Regions from separate parts of the Homo sapiens genome. Here region 2 is linked to region 1. Evidence: chromatin contacts called from ENCODE Hi-C data. All regions are on one chromosome and are shown on one strand. The core of a region is the stretch at or near the end of the contact, and the rest is flanking DNA. Distances in the headings are between cores, read along the strand shown. Region 1 holds the start of IGF2R (insulin like growth factor 2 receptor). Region 2 holds the start of PRKN (parkin RBR E3 ubiquitin protein ligase).

Region 1 (7,192 bases), core at 2,865-5,364:
CACCTGGATGCCAAGCCTGGATCTGTCCTATCATTTGAGGGACATTTGTGTTCTTGGCTATTTGTGTTCTTAGGCTGCCATAACAAAGTACCTCTGGGTGGCTTAAAATGACAGAAATTGTCTCACACAGTTCTGGAGGCCGGAAGTCCAAAACCAAGGCATTGGCAGGGTCACGCTCCCTCTGAAGGCTCTAGGGGAGAATCTGTTCCATGCCTTTGTCCCAGCTTCTGGTGTTGCTGGCAATCCTTGGTGTTCCTTGGCTTGTAGATGCATAGCACCTCCATTCTCATATGGCTGCCTTCTCCTTGTGTGTTTCTTGCCCACTTCTTGAAAGTACACCAGTCATACTGGATTAAGAACCCACCCTACTCTAGTATAACCTCATCATAATTTATCCATAAGGAATGACCCTATTTTCAAATAAGGTCACACTTGAAGTACTGGGGGTTATGAGTTCAACGTATTCTTTTAGGGGACACAATTCAGCCTATAACAGGGGGTCTTAGGCTGATATCTGTGAGTCTCTGCTTCCTCAAAGGTTTTTCAGAAAATTTAAATGAAATACAGGAGAATTATGCCCTGCAGTATTTGACTTTACAGCAGGAGTCCCCCAACCCTCCGGGCCATGGACTTGTACTGGTCTGTGGCCTGTTAGGAACCTGGCCGCACAGCAGGAGAACGAGGGCATTACCGCTGAGCTCCGCCTCCTGTCAGATAAGTGGTGGTGCAAACCCTATTGTGCATGAGAGGGGTCTAGGGTGGACTGTCCTTGTGATGCCTGATGAAACATCCCCCACAACAGCCCTCCACCATCCATGGAAAAATTGTCTTCCACGAAATTGGTGCCTGGTGCCAAAAGGTTGGGGACTGCTGCTTTAAAGTCCCTTATATAGGATTTACATTAAAAATTTTCCAGTGGTCTCCAAATGTCCCTTATACCTTCCTATTTTTGGGTCTAGGCTCCAAGTAAGAATCACGCATTGCATTTTGTCATGCCTTTTTAGTCTCCTTTAATTTAGGACAATGGTTCTCAAACTTCCATGTGTATGAGAATCTCCTGGAGAGCTTGCTAGAGCAATCTCCTGGTGCCAAACTTCCACGTTTATGAGAATCTCCTGGAGAGCTTGCTAGAGCAATCTCCTGGTGCCAAACTTCCACGTGTATGAGAATCTCCTGGAGAGCTTGCTAGAGCAATCTCCCGGTGCCAAACTTCCATGTGTATGAGAATCTCCTGGAGAGCTTGCTAGAGCAATCTCCTGGTGCCCATCTCCAGAGATTTTCATTCAATAGGTTGAGGCAGGACCCATGAAATGGCATTTCTAACAAGCTGGTAGGTGACACAAAAGTTGCTTGTCTAAGGACCGCACTTTTGAAAACCACTGATCTAGAACAGAGGTTGGCAAGCTTTTTCTGCGGAGGGCCATATGGTAAAATATGTTAGCATTTTCAGGTCATACAGTCTCTGTTGCAACGACTCAACTGTGTCATTGCAGGCAAAAGCAGCCCTAGATAATACATAAACACATGGGTGTGGCCGTATTCCCACAAAACTTTATTTACAAAACAGCTGCCTTACCACATTTGACCCACAGGTTATTGCTTGCTACATGGATTTAGAGTAGCACTTCCACTTTTTTTCTCTTTTTTTTTTTGGAGGAGAGTTGTTTTTTCAGCGCATTAATATTTTGCAATAGTCCAGTTCAGTTTTCTTGTCATATGTTTCACAGTTTGAATTTGATTGTTTTATCTCAATTAGATTAAGTTGAACTTCTTGGCAAGACTACTTGTGATAGTGTGTACGGTAGGGAATAACTGTGAAAGACTTTGAAATGGACCAAAAATATTAGTGGTCAACTGTAATGGAATGCTAGCTGTTTAGTACAGTCTTTTGGGTTATCTGATTCTATGGGGTCTTGTGTCTGCCACTGTCTTTGAGGTATTTTACAACTCTGTAAATTGTAGACTACTGATGGTAATATACACGATTTTTGTCTTTAGAAATGCAAATTGTGTCTATTGCGTACGCAGCTGTTTTTTGACCTATGGTTACTGACCAATTTTCCATCTATAGACAACCTTATTTCAGCATTCCTAACTGCTTGAATATTTGTTGGATTCTCCTTGGATTTTCCTTTGAACCAGCTGTGACATGTTACCGGTTCTCACATTAATGAATGAGCTAAGGAATACCTTTGATACATGTTCATTCTACATCTGAGTCATGATTATACCATCTTTTAAATATTACCCTTTAGCATTTTTTATTGCATCACTTTAGAAAGCAGAAAATGCTAGTTTTTTAAAAATTGGTGATACTAGTTTTAATTACTTGATTAAGGTGGTTCTACCAGATCTTTCCATTGTGAAGAGGTATTTTGTGTTTTTTAAGGAAGTATACTTTGAAGGTGATACTTTGAGACAAAGAGAATATTCCGCTTCACAATAATTTTTCACCAGATGGTTTTAGTATTTACTGATGGTCTTTGCCTGTATCCATTATAACACTGGAGTTGCAAAACACAAACCCTTTTTCTTTTTTTTTTTTTTTGAGATGGAATCTCGCTCTGTTTCCCAGGCTGGAGTGCAGTGGCACGATCTCTGCTCACTGCAACCTCTGCCTCCTGGGTTCAAGCGATTCTCCTGCCTCAGCCTCCCGAGTAGCTGGGACTACAGGCGTGTGCCACCACGCCCGGTTAATTTTTTGTATTTTTAGTAGAGATGGGATTTCACTGTGTTAGCCAGGATGGTCTCGATCTCCTGACCTTGTGATCCGCCCGCCTTGGCCTCCCAAAGTGCTGGGTTTACAGTCGCGAGCCACCGCGCCCGGTCACCACAAACCCTTTTTCGACGTCCACAGTTTACACCTGAGCTCTCCCTTTGACCCACTACAACACTTTCTTTTCTTGGGCAATATATTAATAGCACGGTGGTTATGTCACAGGCCTGTGACTGGCTTGGGCTCAAACCCGGGCTTTTTCACTTACTAGCTGCAAGACTAACTAGTTATTTAATTTCTCCATTCCTCACTTTCCTTATCTGCAAAACGGATGCAATAAAGGCACCCCCTCTTACAGGACTGTTAGGATTAAATGAGCTAAATCACAGTGTCCGAACACTTCAGTACTTCGTACATAATTACTTGCTCAAGAAATGTTAGCTATTATTGGGTCATGATTATTTATATGTGTTTGAATTCCAGCTTTGCCACATCCCAGAGTGTCTTTGAGTAAGTCACTGAGTATCCTTGTGCCTCAATTCCTCATCTATAAGTAGGTTCCCATCTCATAGGTTTTTAAAGATTCATGCTTACATGCTTAGCAGTGTCTGGTATGGAATAAGCACTAAAAAAGATGAGCTTTTATGATGATGATGATTACTATTTTCAGTCATGATTATTTTGTATATTTACTCTAAAAGAAAGTGAATTTTTTTAGTTCAAGACTTTTAGATTCATCGTTCTACTTTCATTGTGGCTAGCTCATGGCCATCCACGTAGTGAATTAATAAAGCTTTGTTGAGTGGCACTTGCTTGACAGCGACACTTTTGTCCACTCTTTCACCTTGCTGGATTTGTGCTGCCTTCCTTGCTGTAGGAAGCCCACGCTTGGGAAATAACATTCCCACAGAAGGTCTGAGAGGCTCTGACGGGCCAAGGTTGTAAACCCCCATGATTTGACTCCACGGGCAGTTAAAGTGTGTTCCCACCCCCCACGGATCCGCTGCCACTAGGCTGTGCGAAGGCATTTACCTCCCTGGCACTTTGATCCAAGTTCCCTATTTTCCCCTACTGGTCGATCGAGGTTGGGAACAGTTGCTCTAACCTGGGAAGCACCCGCCACGATCCAGCAGGGCGCGGTGGGAGGGGAAACTGAGGCCCGGCTAGGCACCCCCGCCGCGCCCAGCCCGCCGAGAGGCTCAGGCCCCGGGAGGCACCTGGAGCCTGCGCCCCGCCCGCGCCGCTTCCTGTCCCGCGCGCTGCGCTCACGTGACCCGGGCCTGGGAGGAGCCGGGGCGGGCGGGGGTCACCTGAACAAGGGAGTCACGTGAGCGGGGGGCGGGGGTGGGGGGGCGGTGCCGGGCGGCTGTCACGTGACGCGGTTCCGGGGCCGCCGCTGCCGCTGTCGCTGTCGCCGAGCCCAGTCGAGCCGCGCTCACCTCGGGCTCCCGCTCCGTCTCCACCTCCGCCTTTGCCCTGGCGGCGCGACCCCGTCCCGGGCGCGGCCCCCAGCAGTCGCGCGCCGTTAGCCTCGCGCCCGCCGCGCAGTCCGGGCCCGGCGCGATGGGGGCCGCCGCCGGCCGGAGCCCCCACCTGGGGCCCGCGCCCGCCCGCCGCCCGCAGCGCTCTCTGCTCCTGCTGCAGCTGCTGCTGCTCGTCGCTGCCCCGGGGTCCACGCAGGCCCAGGCCGCCCCGTTCCCCGAGCTGTGCAGGTGGGTGGCCCGCCCGGACGCAGGCTCCGCTCGCGGTGCCCGGGGTGAGCGGCCGGCGTGGGGGGCGGGGAGCGCTCGAGGAGCTCCTGGGGTCTCCAAGTCGCCTCCGTTCCGCGCCGGGGTCCGCCCCGTTCCCGAGGGAAAGTTGCCTGCGTGGTGTCCGCGAGTCCCGCCGGGTCCCGTGCGCAGGCGGGGGGCGCGGGGGCACACGCGGTCGTGGCGGTCCTGGAGCCCCGCGTCCGGCCACTTGTGGCTGTCGCTGAGTCGGGGGTGGCTTTGTGCGGAGCGGTCGCCCCGGCCCTTGGGGTCGGCGCCTGCCCTCGCGCGGCCGGGCGTCCGGGAAAGTTGGAGGCAGGAACTCCAGTTTGCTTTGTTCCCGCTGCGCGTTTGCATCAGAGTTTCGCCAGCGGGGCACCGGTGAGGCCCCTCGGTGTGGAGAGGCTCACCGGGGCGTTGGAGCCCGCAGGAATGGTCCTGGAGTTGAGTGTTTGTGGTTTCATTTGCTGATTGATTTCCCCCCGTGGGCTCATTTTCTCTTTAAAGAATATATATATATATATATTTTTAGCAGGCGGTGACTTTTGTCTTCTTTAGATTGGGGGCAGGGGGTGTCGTCCAGTGTGAGCTTTCAAGACTTGACCCTTCACTTCTCTGAGCCCAACTTCCTGCCTGGTTGCTCACATGATGTCATTGTCTCCGGGGCGGATTATTCTAGTGGATCTTGCTCTGGGAACCATGATTGTATAACCCATCAGTCCCATCGAGGGCTGTTCACCTCGCGCAACTGCTAGCAGTCCAGGGCCTGGGGAACTTCGAATTTCAGGAATTTTCTGACCATCCTTTTCTGGACTGTTTAGGATGATGGAAAATTCAGCTTTTGTTTATTTTTTTAAACTTTGGTAAAAAGGAAGCAGGATGAAAAGTTTTGAACAGACAACAGTTTCTCCCTGTTACTGTTACTTTTACAAGTTACTTTTACAAGTTACTTTTCAGAGTGAAACAAAGTTGAGCCTACTTTGGGCTGAACTTGGAGTTTGTGGTAGGGTTTATGGGGGGGGTTCTTATTTTTCCCATGCATCAGAGATAGTTTTATTAGCACCCCTGTGTTCAGAACATGCAGAAATTAGTCTAAGGAGGGTGAGGCTGATCTCACGATAGAAACTCTTTGGAAAGGCCCATATTTTTTATGCTCCCTTTTTTGGAAGGGGAAGGGTGGATGGAGGGAGAGTTTGTGACACTAGTTTAAAGACCAGTTAGCTACCCTAAGATACATAGTTACTCCAGTAACTAGTATGATACAGAGAAATGGTGGCAGCTTAAACGAGGTCAGGCTGAGAACAACATTTAGAGGAAGGCATTTTGGAATAATGGCTTCTGTGACCAAAAATAAGAAATTAACTCGCCTGGGCGCGGTGGCTCATGCCCGGAATCCAGCACTTTGGAAGGCCGAGGTGGGCGGGTCACTTGAGTCCAGGAGTTGGAGGCCAGCTTCAGCAACATGGCGAAACCCCGTCTCTACAAAAAATATGAAAATTAGAGCCGGGCGCGGTGGCACACTCCTGTCCTCCCAGTTAAGGGAGGCTGAGGTGGTAGGATAACGTTAGCCCCGCAGGTCGAGGTTGCAGTGAGTTGTGATCGAGTCGAGTTGCACTCTAGTCTGGGCGACAGAGCAAGGCCCTGTCTCAAAAATAAATAAATAAATACAATAAGAAATTAACCCAGCTGGCCTAGTGTGGTTGAAGTCTTGGTCTTGTTAACAAATTGAAGTTTGTTTTCTTCACAGTTAAGATTAAGGTGGCTTCAAGGGCAGACTGATACTTTGGCTGATTGATGGGACCCTTACTTTTGCATTAGGTTAGTCATGGCAGTGTCTTGAACCTGTGTTCACGAACTTCATCTCCAGGTGGAACACGGCCTCTTGGTCTAGTAGGAATGGCCTTTGTATCTTTACGTTTTTCTGGCCACTGTCACACGTGGGCATACTTAGCAAATGCTGAAGAGGTTTCTGAGGTTGATATGCATTGTGAATATAATAAGATCTGCCCTTTGTAGTCTTAGAATATCTTAAAAGTTGTGTTTAATTTTTCTGCCAGATTTTCTTAGGATGACAAATCTGCCAATCATTTCAGAGACGGATTTTCACCCACCTCTTTCCCTGTTACTTCCCTGTAGTTGCACATGCAGACTTCTCCAGAACCACTTGCAATCTCTACTTTAAACCCAACATGTGCCAAGTGAACTTCCTGTCTGTTCCTGTTTTATAATTTTTTGAGGCAGGGTCTCACCGCGTTGCCCAGGCAGAAGTGCAGTGGTGCAGTCATAGCTCACTACAGTCGTGAACTCCTGGGCTCAGGCAGTCCTTCCACCTCACCCTTCTGTGTAGCTGGGATTACAGGTGTGTGCCACCCCACTTGGCTTATTATATATTTTTTAAAATTTTTAATAGAGATGACGTCTTGCTATGTTGCCCAGGCTGGCCTCAAGCTCCTATCCTCAAGTAATCTTCCTGCGTCAGCCTCCCAAAGTGTTGGGATTACAGGCATGAGGCACCATGCTGGGTTTATGTTCCTGTTTTAAACTGATACCTCTCCTTAAATACTTTTTGAAAACTTTTCTTGGGGCGGGGGAGGTTATCAGTCATCTGTACTTTTATGAGATAAAACTGGCTAAAATTTCCGTAAATGTAGCATGTAGTTGAGGAATAGGAATGTAAGTTGATTTTTTTTTTAATTTGATACAAAAAATTTTATCGTGTCACCAAGGT
Region 2 (7,192 bases), core at 2,389-4,888, 2.8 Mb after region 1:
AAACACAAAGAATTGCTCATTTTTAAAAAAGTCAAAATATATTTTTAATAGAGGTACCAAAAATTACATTTTTCTAAATTGAATTCTTTTAAGCTTTTCTATTCTGCTTTATATCATCTTGAAGTCCTTCTCCACACTTTCCACAAAGGCACAATTTTTAACCGACTTCAATTAAATTATGTTTCTGTAGCTGCCTGGGTCAGGGCATTCAACACATCAATCACAATGCAGGTGGGAAATGTAAGTACTTTTGAAACAGTCCTCATGCCAATAAGGGAATCTTCGGTTTTGAGAAAGTAAAAGGAAGGTACATGTCATTAGCAGTGAGGTCACAGTCAGTCCTGTTTACTCCTATTCTACCAGGAAACCCATCTTTACGTTTCTCCTTAAACTAAGCCAGGATTTAAATAAAGTGGCAGAATATTATTCGCAGTAAGGTTGAGGCGGGAAATTAAAGAACAATAAAATTAAAAAGAAAGAGAAATAAGTTTTCCTGTTTTAGGCTAACTTGTTCCAGAAGCAGCAACAGGCACAGCCTAGACCCAGGAAAAGTCTTGATAATATTATCTAATATGCTCTGGAGACTCTCTCAGCACTCCCTCAACACAGGGAGAAGAAAAACAAATTTTCCTTTGTTTTACAGAATGAGTTTATAGACTCTTGTTCTCTGTAACTAGTGATTTCAAGTATTCTGTTTTATCTAAGTAGTACAACGAAGGTCATAAAAAGCCTGAGTAGGCCTGAACTACAGCTGCCTGGGCACCACAGAGAAGGTTATAGGATAAGCCTGTGCCCAGGCAAACCTAGAAAACGAACATCTGGGTTGCTTGGCAATGGTCATCTGCAATCCTGTCTTTGTCCTGCCTCTGTATCCCTGCTTTCACGCCACTGTAAGCTTGCTTCAAGCTAGCCCACCTCCGTTTGTGAAGTGTGTATAAAAGTCAAGTACTGTCTTTATTCTGGGCCCAGTCTTTTGGATGTGAGTCAGCTGGGCCTGAGTACACTCAATAAAGATTCTCCTGCTTCAACCTGAGGTCTCCCTCATACTCCCGAATCCCGCAACAAGGTGAGTGTAATAGTTAGAGAAAGCATAGGCCTGAAAGGAGCAAGCTTTGAGAAGCACTCTTACCTTTAACAGAAAATCCCAGATACATACTATTTACATTTTAGTGATCACTGGATAAAGTCTATAATGTCTTTCCTGGCTCTGAATTTTTGTCACAAAAACACAAAACCCATCACTCCAAGGCTTCCTTTTAATGGTTTTCACTTTCACCTACCTTTAGCACTGTTCACGACACCCAAATCCCAAACTGACCATTCAGATGTTTACTGAAATGTGGCTAATGAGGCTGGGCGTGGTGGTTCATGCCTGTAATCCCAGCACTTTCAGAGGCGAATGCGGGAGGATTGCTTGAGCCCAGGAGTTTGAGACCAGCCTGGGCAACATTATGAAACTCCATCTCTACAAAAACTATAACAAAAAATTGGCAGGCATGGTGGCACACACCTGTAGTCACAGCTACTCAGGAGGCTGAGATGGGAGGATCACTTGAGCCCAGGAGTTGGAGGCTGCAGTGAGCTGTGATGGTGCCACTGCACTCCGGCCTGGGTGACAGAGACAGAACCTGTCTCAAAAAGAGGAAAAAAAAAAAAAAAAGACGTGTGTCTAATTTCAGAATTAGGCAATGCAACTAGTTGAATATTTTATTGCACATTGTCCATGATCTTATATGTAAGGCACATTTCCTAGGGAAAGCAGGCATGGATTTAATCATTTATGTTGTACTGCACACTTATTTGCACTATGTAAAACCATGGCTGGAGTGAGAGAAATAACACTTTTAAAAACCAACCTTATATTCTCCATGTCATTACCAGTAATTGATAACTGTTTAATCATCAACTCCAAAGATATTTCTTCCTTATTGGAAGAATTCCAGATAAAACTAAACAGAACTGTCCAAACACATTTCATCCTAATAAAGTTATTTATATAATCACTTATTAGGTCATAACTTATAACTGAGTAATGTTCTTTAGATCTTAAGTGCTTGTCTTTATATAGCTTTACAATAAATTTGTTTCTCTTAAAATTATCTGTGCACTAGATTAAGTTAAATTAAAATAAAATGTATTTAACTGTCTTCAAAATAAGGTATAGGCTATTTTCTTCCTGTAGACTGACAGCACAGATATTGGAAAATCTCTTCTACTTGGTTTTCTGATTCAGTTCAAACTTGTGCTTGCAAGTGAATCTTACGTAAATGTCACCTAAAAAGAGCTCAAGAAGACTCATAAAAAATATTTTTTTCGTAATTTGATTAACTTTCAAGTCATTCACCAAAAGTCAGACCATGCTAGAAAGGGAAGAAAAGTTGGACAACATTCTTGTTTTACCACAAAGACCATGCCAGTTAGCTGGCTTGATTCTCCCACTGATGGGGAGAATGTTTACATTTTAACAATAACTTCACAAATAAACAGATGTAAGAAGTGTTTTCAGTGCATAAAGATCATATACTTTATAAATCCACCTCTCATCTTTCTTCTGGACAGACCACATCTGACTTCGAACGTACTTACTGCAATCAAAAGTGTTTTGTAAAGGACCCTCCTCAGGAATAAACAAGCTCACTAAACCCTCCATACATAACCTGGAGAAACCTCCACAATAATGAAACCCCATCTAGCACTGTTTTTCAAACATATGGTGCATTTCCATTAATTTTCAGGGATAGCCCCTAAAGTAACTTTTGGCTCAACAACCCTGGAAGAGAGGACCTTTGCTCATCTTACACATCAAGTGTTCATGAACAACTCTGATGCCACTAAGTTTCGTTCACAAACTTGCACCTCGGTCGTTCTTTTACAAAAAAAAAAAAGAAAGGTTATTTTGCAAAAGGCAATAGATTTAATCTTGGCTACTATTTACTCTTAATGTTTCTTTCATCTCAGCCCTCCAATGAGAAGTTTAAAAGGAAACATCCGAGGGAGCAAGTTTAGATCTATCTGGAGGAGTTTCTGTGGAGCCAGCCACCCTCACCAGGTGCCTTCCATTAGAGTTTAATGCTTTGCTGCGGTTTCCTGAAAGAGCCCCACAGAGAGTGGGTCTCGATGGGTCCTGAACCGCACCACAACCGGCCAGTGAGGTGAGGGGCGAAGGTGAGGGGCGGCGGCGGGGCGAAGGTGAGGGGCGGCGGCGGGGAGAAGGCTTCGGGACCCCACACGGTCCGGGGGACCGCGAACGAGGAGCGGGGGTGCGGGGCCGCCTGGCGTCCCCGTCGAGGCGGTCTTCATGAGAACGCTCAGAGCAGGGGCGGGCAGGCGAGGGCTTCGAACGCACACACTGGGGCCCCGGACCCGCGTCGCTGAGCTGGGGAGCCCGGCGGCGCGGGCCGGGGACGGCACGGGCACTTTGGCCCCGTCATTGACAGTTGGCACCGGGGGTCCTGGTCGGCCGAGGCGGGGCGTGGCGCCATACCGGGGCGTGGGGCGGCGCAGAGAGGCTGTACCTGGCAGGTACCCACGTACCTATCATGGTCACTGGGTAGGTGGCGGCTGCGGGCCAGGAACAGGCCCATGCGCGCAGCGGCGCCAGCCGCGCCTCCCACCAGCGGCTCTCCTGGGTTAAATCCTCCAGGCCTCCCCGCCCCCGCGCCCGGCCCTAGGAATGCGCACGCGCGGAGGGCGCGGCCCAGGGCCTGCTGGGAGTCGTAGTTCTAACGCGTAGTTTCTCCTCACGCCTCCTGCCCCCAGCCCCCCACCGCCGCCCTTTCCGGCTTCAGGCCCAGCAATCTTACGTCACCGGGGGGCGGGGCTATGCGCCCGCCGTGTTGACCAGTCGCTTAGCAACCGGGAGGCTTACCTTTGGAAGCTTGTTGCAGCTCTAGCCAAGGTCCTGCCCTCTTCCCGCCCCGCCCCTAGGGTCCAGCTCCCTTCACCTAGGAGCTGCCAAACATCTGGATCAACCTGGGCACTACGAGGGGTTGAATTTCTACCATTATCGCGCCTTTTGATATTTTTTTCCAGACCTCCTGCTCACATCCGTAAAGCCCACTGATTCTTTTACTACACTTTTTATGAGAACAAGACATTTTCTAGGAAGATGGTGGCAGAAAAAGAGACCCTGAGCTTAAACAAATGCCCAGACAAGATGCCGAAGAGGACCAAGCTGCTGGCACAACAGCCGCTCCCGGTGCACCAGCCTCACTCTCTGGTTTCTGAGGGTTTCACAGTCAAAGCCATGATGAAAAACTCAGTCGTAAGTGATCTTCCTGAATTAAATGCACTCGCTCTGAATCAGGGGACACGAGATTTACAGAGGTTGGCCAGCCTTAGGATGGACTCTGAGCCATGTCCTGGGTGGTCTTTGCCAAAAAAGGCAGTTACTTGGCAAGTAGCAAACGGTGCCCCACAGTGTGTGGGGGGCAGGCTAGGTTGTTAGAATCTTGGGCAAGTGATGTACTCTGCCCATTTATAAGCACCTTCCTGATAACTTATGGTTTCTGGACCGCCCAAAATTACTCTTAAGCTATTTACACGAGGAAAAAAGATCCCCTTTACTTACTAATTCCTAACTAGCCCCACTCAGCAAAGGGCCTTATAGAAGGTGAGTTCTTAGAAATCATAAACTCTTGCAAAATTTAACATGAGCTGATATACAACCGGGAACATAAACTCATGAAATAATCTATAATGAGAAATTTCTTCACTTCAACCTAGGAAATTTTAGAATATCCTAGCATTTGCTCTAACAACACTTGTCTCTTACAAAATGATGTCATCTTCTTAGAGTACTGAAAGCCAACTTAATATGAACACTGTTTCCTGACAGGCCTTTTAAGATGATGTGCTTTAAACAATACAAGCTTTAGCTCATATATCTCTGCTACTAATACAATTCATATTTCATCTCTATTATTTGTAGTAATAAAAATAAAATATTCTAAGTATCATTAGAGAAAAAAGATTAAAAATATATACAAATATTTTAGCTGTCTGCATGATAGTATATATTTTTTAAACCTTCCTATTTGTTAAATAGCTTTACACTTGGTATGCTAAGACAGATTTTGCTACTGAGTAAGCAACTGTCTGGGAATGAGGCATTAAATAATAAATGCATCTTTCAAATTTGTGTAATTTACACCCTGGGAAGATCTGAGTTATTACATGGCAATTCATTATGTTAAATGAATAGTGTTGTTTTCCAGTGTCACATTATTTCCTTTGCTTATAGGTTGCAAACCTGATAACTTATTCCTAAACGACATACTTAAAATACATGAATGAAACAGATTACCTATAGACCTCTAGGCCAGGTTCCCATGTGGCTATGCAAAACGATATCCTAATTATTGGGAAGTGTGTCAGGTGATTTACAGTAGTTAAAATTCTTGGAAATGGACTAAAATTCTGCTTGTTGTAACTAATTCTTTTTCATGGAATTTCACATAAATTGGTTCTCCTAGGAGTCAAGATGATGCATTTATCAGCAATACCATAACCATTCAGGTTAATCATTTAGTTTTTCTTCTACACAATATTTACAATTTTGATGTTTTTTAATGTTATACTTTAATTTTTTTTTTACTGGTTGGGGTTCTTTTCTGTTTTTTCCTAAACCTGTATTCATAATTCTTGTATCATATTAATTCTTTAATATAATCTTACACCTAAAGAGATAGTTCTGCAAAATCTGATGTTTCTGTATTGCCAAATGTAATAAGTATGCCTACATGACTTAAAAAAAACATTGATTATGAAGCAGGCTTCTTTATAAACAACTTAATTGAGATCCATTATCTTCTCTTTTTATGTTCTAAAGGAAAATCTTGTACTAGCAATACCTCTCTTGCCATTGGAAATCGTAATTCTTAAATGCAAACATTATTTATCCATTCATCTATTTATTCAGTCAACAACTGTCTCTCTTTTTTTTTTTTTTAATACCCAGTGTTTGCTAAGCACAGTTCTGGGGATTTGGGATCAGCAAAGCAAAGTCCCTGCCCTTAGTACTCCGAGGAAAACCAAAATAACAACATTCAAATCTTGATAAAAGAAGGCTGGACAATACCGTTTATACAAAATAACTTCAGTGGTACAGGAAATAAAAATTTTCAATTTCATAACCAATATTTACATTTCACCATTTTTATCTTTAGCAGTATAGACTTCTCAGCATTATAAGGTGAAAATGTCCTCATCTCTTTCTGAAGGTGTATTTTGATTCAGGACGTGTATGCCAATTTCCAGCTTTTCTTAATTGCAACCTCATGCTCCAAGAGCCAACACCCTCCAAACCACTTTTCCAGTTAGATAAGTCAACATTCCAATGCTCTTCCACCTAAAACATGAAGAACTGTATATATCATAAGGAGTTATACAGAGACTCCTGATATTTCTCTGAGTGCGATAGTGATACAAGTACATAAACTTGATAATAAATATGTTTCATCAAATGGGCTGTGCAAGCAGAAATGCTTATTTAAACAATCTGGATATGAGAGTGCAAGATTATTGAAAAAATAATGATAAATGTAAATGGCAAAATTTTTAAAATCTCAATGTCAAATATTTTTCTTCAATAGAAACTAGACTTTCTTTCCATGAAATTTTTGTTGCATTCTATAAGAAAACAAGCATCACAAAAGCCCTGCAATGAAATAATATTCAAATTCACATTTTTATAGTGCTTGCCTATAAAGAGATATGAGATACACAACTTGAAGATTTCATAGTTCATTTTCCTTTAAAAGTCTTGTTTGGGGTGTGATAGAGCCCATGACCAGAAACTAGTAACCCAGTATTTTGTTGTCTTTATCTTGTCAGATACTTTCTGTGCTGAACAAGCTTATCACGAAGCAAGTTAGAAAATCGACCCAGGGTTATGGTGACAGAGAAGTTGAGTTCAGCCTAAGCTTTCTATTACAGCTTTCCTTCTCAAAAGACTATAGATGCTTTATGCTCAAAGTTTAGGGGAATGGAATAAATAATTTTTTTAATATTAAAGGTTGAGTATTCCTATTCCAAAAGTCTGAAACCTGAAGTGGTCCAAAATACAAAACTTTTTGAGTGTTGACATTACACTCAAAGAAAACTCTTTTGAGCATTTTGGATTTCAGATTTTCAGAACTGGCGTGACCATCAGTATATAATACAGATATAGTCAGCTCTTTGTACAGATTCT

Evidence for each region. Hi-C counts contacts between places; a loop is a spot of excess contacts on that map. Pooled maps may share reads with other maps.
Region 2: a map of ovary shows a loop between it and region 1 (13-fold over the local background). The contact joins the promoter of PRKN here to the promoter of IGF2R in region 1. A Hi-C loop is called at or near these places in 2 of 168 maps with a recorded cell type or tissue (CD8-positive, alpha-beta T cell and ovary) and 8 of 50 pooled maps.

What each region holds. Positions count from the first base shown.
Region 1 is chr6:159,964,968-159,972,159 of GRCh38, forward strand. It overlaps IGF2R (insulin like growth factor 2 receptor), which reads left to right and starts at 4,115. Exons shown (of 48, transcript NM_000876.4): 1 at 4,115-4,428. The coding sequence starts at 4,280. RefSeq lists silencers at 3,676-4,295, 4,306-4,585, 4,606-4,735.
Region 2 is chr6:162,724,128-162,731,319 of GRCh38, forward strand. PRKN (parkin RBR E3 ubiquitin protein ligase) reads right to left here and starts at 3,639. Exons shown (of 12, transcript NM_004562.3): 1 at 3,535-3,639. The coding sequence starts at 3,541. PACRG (parkin coregulated) reads left to right here and starts at 3,847. Exons shown (of 5, transcript NM_001080379.2): 1 at 3,847-4,264. The coding sequence starts at 4,109. RefSeq lists silencers at 3,217-3,756, 3,246-3,467.